Regions from separate parts of the Homo sapiens genome. Here region 2 is linked to region 1. A link is an interaction called in ENCODE POLR2A ChIA-PET data of the cell type or tissue named here. Cell type or tissue: CD4-positive, alpha-beta T cell. All regions are shown on one strand. Links, peaks and the distances in the headings refer to the core of each region. The heading gives the core; the rest is flanking DNA.

What was found. ChIA-PET counts read pairs that join two places held together with the same protein. Peaks named below come from ENCODE experiments on the same cell type or tissue, not always from the same donor. Only the 100,000 strongest peaks of a DNase experiment are listed, where the experiment ranks them.
Region 2: POLR2A ChIA-PET joins it to region 1 with 6 read pairs; 5 of 35 experiments call an interaction of 5 or more read pairs at or near these places.

The regions. Positions count from the first base shown.
Region 1 is chr2:157,434,186-157,441,171 of GRCh38, forward strand. It overlaps CYTIP (cytohesin 1 interacting protein), which reads right to left. Exons shown (of 8, transcript NM_004288.5): 2 at 513-562; 3 at 185-239. Among named protein-coding and RNA genes, the nearest start is that of CYTIP, 6.4 kb to the right of the region's middle. RefSeq lists an enhancer at 4,850-4,919. In CD4-positive, alpha-beta T cell, for the core only: no CTCF peak of the experiment used is centred there; a DNase peak (open chromatin) is centred at 5,433; H3K4me3 peaks cover 5,000 bases; H3K27ac peaks cover 4,170 bases.
Region 2 is chr2:157,586,200-157,593,185 of GRCh38, forward strand. It overlaps ACVR1C (activin A receptor type 1C), which reads right to left. Exons shown (of 9, transcript NM_145259.3): 2 at 988-1,218. Among named protein-coding and RNA genes, the nearest start is that of ACVR1C, 39 kb to the right of the region's middle. In CD4-positive, alpha-beta T cell, for the core only: no CTCF peak of the experiment used is centred there; no DNase peak of the experiment used is centred there.

The sequences.
Region 1 (6,986 bases), core at 858-5,857:
AATGTTTTCTTTCCTTAATAGTACTCAACACACTGAAAAACTACCCCCAAACAGCCACACACTGAATAAAAGTCATAGGCTCCATCATTCTCTAATCCTAACTTCATTTTTTCTTTGCACATAACATGACACTACCGGTGCCACTTTCTTCCTTGGAAGTCTAGAAAATGTGAAAATTGCCCACCTGAATTTCAAATCCAAATGTTTCATTATCCTGCTTCTCCACAGTAACAAGCTTTCTGTAATAAAAATGTTTAAAAAAGAAACTGCATGAAAATTAAAGTATCACATTTGGCACAGATCTATCATTAAAAATAACTGTCACAATTAAAAATAACTGACATTTATGTAAATTGTAGTATGTAAGATTCTGTGTGTGTGTCTGTGTGTGTGCGTCTGTGTGTGTGCGTAGAGAGAGAGAGAGAGAGAGAGGAAGAGAGAGGAAAAAACAGTCTGGAGAGCTATGTTCCTAAATATTTTGGGAGAGACAAAAAATAATTCAATCTCTTTACCTTTGAGACCAGGAAAAGTCACTTAAAGAACTTGATCTGGTCAAAGCAAGCTGAAAAACACAAAAGACATATAGTTATCCCAGGGTCTTCAAGATACACTGTAAAATGTTCTAAATCTCTCTCTCTCTCTCTCTCTCTCTCTCTCTCTCTCTCACACACACACACACACACACACACACACACACACACACACACACACACAACCTGTTCTTTACCACCTTCTTTGGCCCAGCTCCTGGGAAATTGTTGCATAAAGGCAGCCATTTCCATTCTCTACATTCTCTAGTGATAGCAGAGGAGAGTAGGGAGACAGGATTCTAGGCATTCCAGTTAAAAGATTGAAAGAGGTTTAGATAGTAATACAATGTGGCAAAAGAGTTAAAATAATGTGGCAAAACTCCAAAGCTTCCAAAGAGAACTTCCTCTCTGGTCTGTATTTAAAACAGCCTCTGAAAGATTAACCATAGCAATTTGTAATCACACTGAAATCCAAAGAAAAATAGCATACTTAGAATGGCATATGAAACCCAAATACTTTATAGTTTTTGGAGATGATGATGAAATGACAGTGTTTACTATAATAATTCAATACGTTACTGTTTTTAGTAGGATAAAATAATCTCTAAACAACCAACTCACACACACAATTCAGGTAAAACCAGGAACTCAAAACCTCATTTCTGCTTATGATTTATTTTTGTAATAGTTTTGGAAGACTAACGTGAAATTTCCAGCCAAGAAAGGAAAGAAACCTCAGAATAGTATCAATGGTATAAATAATATCACCTTCATTCCTCTGCACTTTTGGAAAAGATCATATAAACATAAGCTTTCAGGACACATTCTACCACTGTAAACAGAAGCAGCATCAACAAAAGGTGACAACTTATTTTTTAGGAAAATTGCAGCAGGTTTTTGTGTTTTTTTGGTCGGTTTGTTTCTTTGTTCAGGAAATGTTTATTAGCCCTATTCTCAAATGTTGCTTCAAGGGCCCAAAACATAAGCTACTAGCTAACCCATGGTTTTTAATTGTCAACCTGAAATGGTTGTCATATATAAATGAACACATAAAATATCAAGAGATCAATGCATAGTCAGTCCAGACAAAGCAAAATAAAATAAGTAAAGGATGAAAACTAGAAGGGGGAAAATATGTAGGAGATATTAATGCTTATGTGACAAGTTACACAAATGAAATGCTTATTAAGACATTCATTAGGAGTGAAGCCTACATCACTGTAGGAATTTTGAATTACCAGGTACCAAATGCCAGCATTTTCACAAATTTCCTGGAATGGACCAGTGTTAAGAATTCAGCCACCAGTCCATAAACTTAACGTAATGGAGAGGTGGTCTCTTCTTACCAATTTGCTGTAAATTAATTATATTTTCCTCTTTTGTTAGTTCTGGGCTTCAACTCACTTATATCGCAATGGAGACTGAAATAAATTGCTCAGACCCAAAAAGATTCTCTAGTCTTGCTAAAAAGTATCTCTTTTCAATTTATAAGCACTAACTGTGGAATGCCTACAAGGATTGGTATGGTTTGTTGTAACCTGATTTTGTACCTCGTATGTACCGTTACCAAGGATAGGGACTATTCATCTATGTTAGTGGGCTTCCTTGCAGAAGAGAGCCACAAACTTGATATTTCCAAGCATTCTCAGTCTCTCCCTTATATTGTACTCATATTTTCTTAATCTATTTTTATTATCTTCAGCTGCTTGTTTTCCGCCCTTAAGCCAAATTACGTAATGATAACTAGGGCTTTTTTATTCTTTTTATAAAAGTTTCTTATACCTCTATAAATAAGGGCTTATATTTTTAAGGTATTACTCTTGCTATCAGTATTCATCATATTATTCATATATCCATATAGAGAGAGCTATATATATATGTATACATATATGTATATATTTATATGAAATGCATACTGGATCAAATACTTCACATCTGTACATAATCATCTGTGTGATTTGGACCTCTTGGGGAATGTTATTTGTTTTACTTTCTGCCCCAATGCCCAACACAGGGCCTGGAATAGAATGGAAACTTAAAAATGGAGAAATAGATAAAAATAAATAAACTACTAAACGAAAATGGAAGCAACTGAGATGGTTGAAGAGCCACATTAAATATTCACGTTCAGGAGAAATATGTAAAGATAGTCTTCAACATTGTCCTTTATTAAATTCAATATCATAGGAAAAACTCAAGGATAATCACTAAAATACATAAAGTAAAATTTAAAAATCTTAAATATGTAGCAAGATTTAAAAATGAAAGAAAACAGACAACTGTATATCCATATGCAGAAGAAAGAAACTAGACCATACCTCTCACTCTATACAGAAATCAACTGAAAATAAGTAAATGGATCAAAACCTTCATGTAAAACCTGAGACAATAAAACTACTGGAATAAAACATAGGGGAAAGGCTTTAGCATATTGGATTGGGAAAAAATTTTATGAATAAGACCTTCAAAAAACAGGCAACAAAAGCAAAAATAAACTAATGGGGTTATATTAAACTAAAAAGATTCTGCACAGCAAACAATTAACAGAGTGAAAAGACTACCTGTGGAATGGAAGGAAATATTTGCAAACTACTCATTTATATATCCAGAATATATAATGAACTAAAATACCTCAACAGAAAAAAAAAAATTTAAAAATGGGCAAATGATCTGAACAGACGTTCCTCAAAGGAAGCTATACAAGACTGGGCATGGTGGCTCACACCTGTAATCCCAGCACTTTGGGAGGCCAAGGAGGGTGGATCAACTGAGCTCAGGAGTTCAAGATCAGCCTGGCCAACATGGTAAAACCCCGTCTCTACAAAAATACAAAAATTAGCCAGGCATGATGGCAGGTGCCTGTAATCCCAGATACTAGGGAAGCTGAGTTGGAAGAATCGCTTCAACCCGGGCGGCGGAGGTTGCAGTGAGCTGAGATCATGCCATTGCACTCCAGCCTGGCGACAGAGTGAGACTCCATCTCAAAAAAAAAAAGAAAAAAAAAAAAGAAAGGAAGAAAAAGAAGACATACAAATGGCTAACAAATATATGAAAAAATGCTCAATATCACTCATCATTGGGGTAATGGAAATTAAAACCACAATGAGGTATCATCTCACACCAGTTAGGATAGCTATGATCAAAATGACAATAAATAATAAATGCTGGTGAGGATAAGGAGAAAAGGGAACTTTCATACACTGTTAGTGGGAATGTAAATTAGTACAGCCACTATGGAGAACAGTATGGAGGTCCCTCAAACAACTACAAATAGAACTACCATATGATCCCGCAATCCCACTACTGGGAATTCATCCAAAGGAAAGGAAATCATTATATCGAAGAGACATCTGCACTCCCATGTTTATTACAGCACTATTCACAATAGCCAAGAGATGGCATCAGCCTAGGTGTCCAACAACAGATGAATGGATAAAGAAAATGTGGTATATATACACCATGGAATACAATTCAGCCATAAAAAAGAATGAAATCCTGTCATTCACAGCAACATGGATTGAACTGGAAGACATTATGTTAAGTGAGATAAGCCAGGAATAGAAAGTTAAACACCACATGTTCTCACTCATATGTGGAAGCTAAAAAAAGTTGATCTCATAGAAGTAAAAAGTAGAACAGAGGATACTAGAGGCTGGGAAGGGTTGGGGGAAGAAATGGATAGGGACACACTTGTTAAAGGATAAAAAATTACAGCTAGATAGGAAGAATAAGTTCTAGTGCTCTATACTGTAGGCTAACTATAGTTAACAATAGTATATCATGTACTAGTTTCAAATAGTTAGAAGGAGGATATTCAACAGTCCCAAAATGAAGAAATGATCATTGTGTGAGGGAGGTGATGGATATGCTAATTACTCTGATCTGATCACTGTACATTCCACGTATCAAAACATCACTATGTATACCATGAGTATGTATGATTATATATCAACTGAATAAGTACAAATTTTAAAAACCAAAAAATTTTAAATGAAAGAAAACAGACAAGAACAAAAAAAAAAATTCAATCCGAAACAAGAAATGCAGAAAAAGTACTAACAGAAAACAAAGATAGTAGTGCCTTAGTACATAGCTGCTAAGTGGATGAATGGTGGCAAGAATTAATAAATTATTAGTAAAATTTTGAGCCTTGTCAATTTTAAATACCCTTTTAGTATGCCGGAAATCAGTGCATCTATTAGGAACTTCAAGATTTCATCCAATCGGTCTTTTGAATCAAAAGTCATTCTGGATAGATTCAAATGTAAAATCTTTTAAACCACAGGACAGACCTGAAGCCTCTATAGATATTTCCCCCACCACTCTACTTCTAACCTTTCTATCTAGCTAATTGACTAGTTAAAGATGAAAATATTTGTCTAGCACAACATGAGAAGCATAGCAGATTTTCAGTTCCTGTGGACTGACTAATTTGGGTTATCAGCAACACCAAAAGTCAGATTAAGTCAAATTACAAATTAGTTTCCATTCGGTATTAGCTAAGAGGCTGTTTCAAGCATCTAACACTTAAACAAAAAACAATTTAAATAAATTAAGTACCGTCAAATTCTCTGACACGTGCCACGTCTTGACACAAAGCCTGCTTGTTTTTGATCCGGGCTGTCAGACTCAGGCGATGTGGAAAGGAATGTTCCCAGGGTTCGAAACTAGCTCACACACCAAACTACCTGCCTAAAGTGAAATGAAGTGTGTCTAAGGTCTTATCAAGGGTTTTGCACTTTGAAAAAAAAAAAAAGTCTTTCCTGCCCCGCTTTCCCTAGGGCGAGCAGCCTTATTCAAGGATCTGACCAGTGGGGTCTATGTTCCCCAGACAGCCCTCCAGTCAGAGCCTTTTCTAAGGGTTGTAGTGATGGCGCCAAAAATCATGAATGAGGAACTGGTGTGCAATTCACAGCATATGCTGGCAACAGCTGTCTTTTATTACACATTATCTAATATGAGAAATCTAGGTTTAGCAATTTGGCAGGCTTGCAAACTACACATTCAATTATGACTGCTGAATAGACAAAGCTTCTTAACTCCTTGCTAGCCATAATACACTGATACCTAGGGTTGGGCTTATGATCACTCTTCTGTTTTTAGTCAGATAACTTAAAAGATCAGGCATTAATATTCAAAATTTAATTTCTTCTGCTCTGCAGTGATTCTACACATTCCTCTTCAGTGGGAAACCAAGACCAAATACTTCAGCTGTCAATTTCTGAAAGACAGGAGTACTTGGCAGCTCAGCCAGATAGCCAGCTCTCCTTAGAGAAGCTCAAAGTTCAACACTTTAGCCACTTCTGGGTTACAGAGGTTACTTCCTCCTGGTCCCCACTCTATATACTCATCTCCTGAAAGTGTTGGGGAGGGTGCGGGGGAGAGGTTACTGATTCCAGAGTGAGGTTTTTTGTCACTGTTACTTGTTTCAAAGGCCCCAAAATTATGTGCTCTGCTCCCTTTCCAGTCCCCTGCCTCACTCCCCAATTCTTCCATGCAACTCCCACCCACTTTTAAATAAGGAGCATTAGGATATCAACGCTCCACAGACTATTCAAAGATGCAACAAAATAATGGAGCTGAACTTAATTTCCTGACGTTAAGTGCCCGGAGAAACCGAAATACAATACCGCCATTTCCAAGTAAGGTCTGATGGTGGGCTCACAGACTCTTCAAGAAAAATTATTGGATATTGACCATGCATGCCACAATACAGATTAAAGAATAATTTTCAAAGTCTTTTCTAGTGAAATTAGCACAGTTTTCTACCTAAAATTGTCATGAGGTGATTAAAATCCTTTGGTGTAGTTCAGGACAATTGGGAGTTACGGCACCTGATGGGTGTGCTGCCGGACACACCGTGAAAGCTCCTGCAGGGCAGAGCCCAGCCCAGCAGTGTACACATCCCAGAGCAGAGCACACATTCCCTATCTGAACTTATAGATGAAATCAGCCTGCCAGAAGTTGCCTATTTAGCAATAATGTGATAACTAAAAGAAAATTAGGAAAAGAGAGTCAGTCTGTGGTACCACTGAAGTTTGTGGACTTGTTTGTCAGGTCCCTGGTTCTCACTATAGCATTCTGTAAAAACTGCTTTCCAAAAGCAACGTACTACATTTATGAGAGTGGGTGGTAAGACAATCACTACTTCTTTGACATCATTGATAGAGACTGTCCTTAATTCCTCCTGTCTCCTTCCTACCGAGCTTTCCATTGCAAAGATTTTTTTTTTTTGTCCTAAAACTGTGTTCACAAGTAGAAGCCATACTGGGGTGTCTGACACTTCCTATCAGTACAGGTAGTGAGATAATATGCACACAGAGAAATCTATCTTTAAATAATTCTGAATGTAAACACCCAATTGATTCTGAAGACTAATAATTTGAAACTACAAGCTAACCAGATATAGCTTTGCAGAAACCAAAGCCAACAACAACAAGAAGTATGAGCTGTTGA
Region 2 (6,986 bases), core at 916-5,915, 150 kb after region 1:
CTATTTAGGGCAAGTACACTGGTTTTTAATTGGTGGTAGTGATATTATATTTTATAAAATAAATGTTTTTCAATTAAAAGGTGGTTAGTTTATTTAAAAAATAGGTAAAAAGTACTTTAGTGGTATACTGATATGATGACATATGAACACCTGAGATTGGATAACATTGCCTTAAAATGTTAATTTGTAAGGAAATATATGTATCTCTGTTATAGATACATCTGTATTGATAATCATTAAATTATTGTTATATTAAAAATCTTAAAGAAATTCAATAGCAGGACTATTTTCACATCATAAACTAGTTTTAAATTCAGAATTACATGTCCCTTAATGTGTCCCAAAGTTTCAGATCCCAGGTTCCTGATAAAGGGCCAGATCAGGATTTTTAGCTTCTTATAAATTGGGATAAAGCACTGTATAATATGACGAAAGGCAGAAATATATCTGAACAATGATGAAGGGTCGAATTCCATTCTGCCTCTATCTCTCTGGGGTGTGCTCTCACTTGAATGTGGGTAGATAAAGAAGATATGCAGAGGATATCCCTGAAAAAAAGATTCTGTCCCCAGAAAAGTTGGCAATCTGCTATTTTTAGTTATGCTCTTTTTCTTCTCAGTATGTATTTCAATGTCTTTTACACATGATCTTAGCCGAAAGGCCAAGAAGCAATCTCAATTTCTTTTTAAAAACTCCATAAAAATTTACATTTGACTTTAGGTTCATTAATCATTTCAAAAATACAATTCACGTGGACAAATTTCTTCAAAATTGTTACGTTATTGTCAATGTTTTGACAATGATGTGCAATTTTTTAAAAACTCAACCTCAGCTAGACTCTAGAGAATTTTACCAGCCAAAATCAAAAAGAGAACTGTAAAACAGATTTTCCTATTTAAAGAAACATAAGACAGTTTGATTCCTACCATTCTTATAGTTTCCCAAGAGTAAAATTAAATTCGGAATGAACAAAGATAAACCCCTTACCTGTTGGAAGGTGCAGTGTTATGTTGTTGCAAAAATCTGTGAAGCAGCATTCGGTTTTGGTAACATTGTTGGAACTATGACAGAAGACTTGAGCATTCAGTTCTGGAAGGGAGACACAGGATTTGATCACCTGCTCTTTTCCATTGGTTAGCATGACTGATGCCCAACATGCTCCTTCTGTTTGGCAGGTGAAGTTTGAAGAATCACACAAAAGACATACACACTTCAGTCCTGGAAAGAGTAAGGCAAAAAGATTTAAAATACAAAAGACATCATGCTACTTTATTTGATAATACCTGGGAATATAAATTCAATCTTAATGAAAATGGAAAAAGGGTTTAAATAAAAACACTTGCTAAACACATGCTAAGCAATTACTCCCTCTCCATCATATATTTCACTAAACATCCTGTCCAATTATCATTTACTTTTGCTAATATTTTTGTGATTTATTCCAGTTGCTACTATATTTAAAGCATTTGCCTCATCCATGCTCTAAATACCCCCATATTAAGTTCAACCAGCTCATTCCTAAATCAATAGCTCCTAGGAAATGCTAGGAAACAGTATCACAGCAACCAAGGGGAGCTGTCCAGCAATACTCATAGAACATTAAAGTGGGGTTATGGCAGCTGTGTAACCAAACAATTCAGTGTGTTCTGTTCATTTGCCCTCCTTCCTTTAAACTTTTAAGCAAATGTGCTAAACGCAAAGCTAACCATAGATATTTATGTCTCTAAAAAAATAGTTGTGACACTTTATATTTATTTTCTGTGACACTTTAACACAATTGTTATTGTCGTAGTTCCTTTGAGGCATTGGTGAGCCACTATATTTCCCCTCCTCACTAAAGAACGTATACTAGAATGAATCATTTGAACAGACACCATGACCTTCAGGTAATTTTCTTTAATGCACACATCTAGTCCATAAAGTAAGGCAAATCAATAATAGAATTTAGAATATCTATACCAATACAACTGTGAAAAATTACACTTTGTTAAACTAATCTGTTCACTGTCTACACCTCCCCAACATTCTCCACTTACTACACACACACACACACACACACACACACACAAACACATTCACCACTAACTCACATGTCCAAAGTGGTGCCTATTTATGTTTTGATGTAAAACATTCGTCAGCATGAAGCGCCTAGTGGTTGAGTTATTTATTCAAATTTCATTTAAATATATTGTTTCTAAATAGTATAATACTAAATAAGCTTTGTATTATTGTTTTAAAATTCTTTAAATTTCAATAGCTTTAGGAGTACAAGTTGTTTTGGGTTACATGGGTGAACTGTATAATGGTGAAGTCTCAGCTTTCAGTGTACCCATCACCCAAATGGTGTACATTGTACTCAATAGATAATTTTTCATTCCTAACCTCCCTCCCACCCTCCCCCACCTCCTGAGTCTCCAATATCCTTTACGTCTCTCTGTATGCCTTTGCATACTCATAGCTTAGCTCCCTTTTATTAGTGAAGACATGCAGTATTTTATTTTCTGTTTTCGAGTTACTTCACTTAGGATAATGGCCTCCAGTTCCATCAGAAGTCGCTGCAAGAGACTATTTCATTCTTTTTTATGGCTGAGTTGTATTCTATGATATATATGCCACACATATATACACAAATACATACACAAACACACCATATATATATATATATATATATATATATATACGTGTGTGTGTATATATATATATGTACATGCTCATACACACACACCACATTTTGTATTCATTTTTTGTATTCATTTATCGGTTGATGGGCACTTAAATTGATGCCATATCTTTGCAATTGTGAACTGTGCTGAAATAAACATACACCTGCAGGTATCTTTTTGACACCCAATTGTGGGATTGCTGGATCAAATGGTAGTTCCATATTTAGTTCTTTGAGAACTCTCCATACTGTTTTCCATAGACACTGTAATAATTTAAGTTCCCATCAGCAGGGTATAAGCATTTGCTTTTCACCATATCCACACCAAACATCTATTGTTTTTTGACTTTTTAATGGTGACTATTCTGGCTGGGGTAAGCTGGTATCACACTGTGATTTTAATTTGCATTTCCCTGCTGATTAGTGATGTTGAACATTTTTTCACATATTTGTTAGCCATTTGTATGTCTTCTTTTGAGAAGTGTTTGTTCGTGTCATTTGCCCACTTTTTAATGGGATTATTTGCTTTTCTCTTGCTGATTCTCTTGAGTTCCTTGTAGATTCTGGATATATCCTTTTTTGGATGTATACTTTGCAAATATTTTCTCCCATTCTGTAGGTTATCTGTTTATTCTGTTAATTATTTCTTTGGTTGTGCAGAGATATAGATGACACAAACAAATGGAAAAACATCCCATGCTCATAGATTGGAAGAATCAATATTGTGAAAATGACCATGCTGCTCAAAGCAATCTACAGATTCAGTGCAATTCCTATCAAAATACAACATTTTTCACAGAATTAGAAAAAATATCCTAAAATTTTTATGGAATCAAAAAAGAATCTGAATAGCCAAAGTAATCCTAAGCAAAAAGCACAAATCTGGAGGCATCACATTACCCAACTTCAAATTATACTATAAATATAGGGCTACAGTAACCAAAACGGCATGGTACTGGTATAAAAGTAGACACATAGACCAATGAAACAGATTAGAGAATCCAGAAATAAAGCTACATACTTACAACCAACTGATCTCCGACAAAGCACACAAAAACTGACACTGGGGAAAGGATACTCTATTCAATAAATGGTTCTTGGAAAAGTGGATAGCTACACATAGAAAAATGAAACTGGATCCCCCTCTCACATTATACAAAAATCAACTCAAGAGGAATTAAAGACTTAACTCAAAGCCCTAAAACCAGAAAAATTCTAGAAGAAAACCTACAAACTATTCTCAACATTCTCTAGGTAAAAAATTTATGACTAAGACCCCAAAAGCAAATGCAACAAAAACAAAAATAAATAAATGTATTATTAATGTAATGAACTTTTCGTTAAATCACAACTGCCCTCCCATAACTATCTAAATGTTCAACTTTTTACCATATAATCTTTGTTAGTAAAACTAAAGTCTTTAAATTGCTAATCACTCAAATTGGAGTTGCTTTTGTAGTACTTATAAAATATTTGATACACAAATGACAACTTTTACTTAACTTCAAATACCGATATGGGAGCAAAAATGGGTACTATTCCTATATAACTGAATATTTAAGAAAGAACAAATTCTATATCAATCATATAGAAATTATTCTCTTCTATCAATAATTTTTCTTAACTGATGAAGCATCATTTCTAGAAACATTTTTATTACTGGTATCCTAAGGGAAATACAATCCTAAAATAAAATACTGTTTTGTTATCAACATTGAACCAAGCATAACAGCTCACTTTCCTATTTATTCTAGTGGTGACCAACATTAATAAATATACTTTTTCATCAATATTTATGTGATACAGAAGAACCATATATTCTAACTTGATTGGGATTCTATAGAGCCATATAGATAAAATCTAGTGCTTTAGAACATGTTTCAAGGCACTTTCCTTGCAAAAAGAGAAGTCATATCATGGGCAAGCATTCATCTAGGTTTCTACTGACAATGAAATCTTTCTAGTATTCTCCAGTTCCAATCTTACAAATCTGATTATACTAGCTTTGTAATCTTAGGCATTACTTTGTCTCCTGTACCTCCATTTTCTTATATGAAAGGCAGGACTAATAATAATATATCTCCTCATAGTGTTGTGGAGAATAAATTAGTTAACCTATATAAAGCCCTTAGACCAATGTCTGGCACATAGGAAATACTATATAAAGACTTAGGGACTATCTCTCCTACTACCGAAGCGGGTAAAGTCAGTTGTCTTATGCAAACAAGCGAAACAATCAAAATATATTTGTAATCCATAAAGGAATAGCCAAATGAACTAGGGTGCAGAGACCATTTAAAAGGCATAATAAAGAAATGCATCTCTTTCCGCTCTGTCAAGAGTGATTTGACTGCTCTCCTTTTTTTAATGACCCAGACTAGATTCTAGACGGTCACACAGCAGGTAGTATCTGGTGATGGTCCAGCCAAAGAATTTGGGAAAAGACAAAGGTCTCAGCCCTCACTCTGTCACTAACTTGCTGATTGACTTTGGAGAAGACATTTAACCTTACAGAGCCTCAGTGTTGTCCTCTGAAAATAGAAAATGAACAGCATAGGGAAAGTGGGTCCAAAAATCTTAAACTCTTACATAACACCAATATTTTATGACCCTACTTATTTACACCTTATGGAAATCTACAATTACAAAATAGGAAAACTCATTTAATGTTAAGAAACTTGCTGCACTATGGTTATTCTTCACTTGCATATTTTAAGGGGCTAAAGGCAGGAAAAAGAGTAACTCTTCTGACACACAATCTCAAACCATTTGTCACTAGACATTTCATCAGAATCTCCTTGGACGCTCTATTTCCAAGAAAAGCTTAGCAACTGACACAACTAACTAAGGAATATGAATCCACAGAGTGAAGACAATCATAAAGCACTCAACAATTAAATATATGTTAGTTTCACATGCATTCGTCATCTCATATAATCCCACTGCAACTGTGGGAGTTAGTTGTCACTATCTCCATTTCATACATAACAAAATGAGGCTCAAAAAGACAAAGTGACTGACTTACGTAACAGTCTCTGGACTACTCAAGCAATGGTACCTTTCATGACTAAGGTGCCATAAAGAAATGGGTAGGTGAACAATTCTCCCACCCCACAAATTTCTAGCAATTGTGAATAAAATAGAATTCTAATACAGCAGAAAGAAGCTGATAACTAATTAACAATTGAAAACTAGGATTCTGATCTGTATTATTCTAATAGCCTTTAAAACACAGTTGGTATTTTTGAAACAAATTCTACCTACCTATTTTCTGAGGGGACATGCAGTCAAATAAAATTCAATATCATGTGCCTTGCATCTAAAATAAACAATCTCACCTTACAGCTTTATCTAAATTCTGTATTAAGTAAGGCTCTGAGTACATAATCTGATACTTTCTCTTTGAAGCACTACTGGCTCCTTATAAAAATGATTACATAATAGTTCTTACCAAGGATTTATGCGGATACTCACTGAATGTTTCACAAGCTATAAAAATTTATCCTGGTTAAAAGTAAAAGTTACAAATCTTAAGAATAATATAGACATAGGTGATATAGTTAAGACAGAAAGTGACACCTTACTTTAAATCTTGCACGATGAAAAACACTGGCAAAATTGAGGATTTGTTAATGATAATGGCTTCAAACATCTGCTACATGTTCCCATTTATTCCAGTTCAACTGGCAGTATGATAGGACTGACAGCGAACAAACAGCAAACTAAATAGGACCTAAGATGAATAAGTAACATACGACATACTCAGCCTCTCATATTTCATTTCCCACCAGTCCACTATATCACTGCATTTGACATATAATTCAACTATATTTATATTAATCATCCTCAACATAGAACCTTTGTGCTGCCAATTACAATATAAGTTGCCATTAGTGATTAGACATGATTTCATATTTTGTCTCTTTCAAAAAAAACTGATGTTCATTGAGTCAATTATACTACAATATTCTGTGACAGAACAAATCTGGTTGTTAGTAGGCAGTAGTCTTGTCTCATGTTTATTTTATACTTTCCCATTACAATGTATTTGAGTCCTATGGAAAGGGACAGCAAATGAGGTTGAAGAAGGAAAACAATTACCCATAATAAGGAGGTTTATTAGATTTTTCACCACAAGGAAGATTGTACTTTGCTTTTGTCTCCTCCTACCCCTTTAATTATCCCCTTTTATCCACTCTTTGCCAATTCGTCTCTAAAAGGCAAGACATCTGTTACCCACAAGACATCTGTTACCCACATCAACTAAAGGATGTGCACATTCCTAACCAACCAGAAAATAAATATTCATCCATATTTACATGTG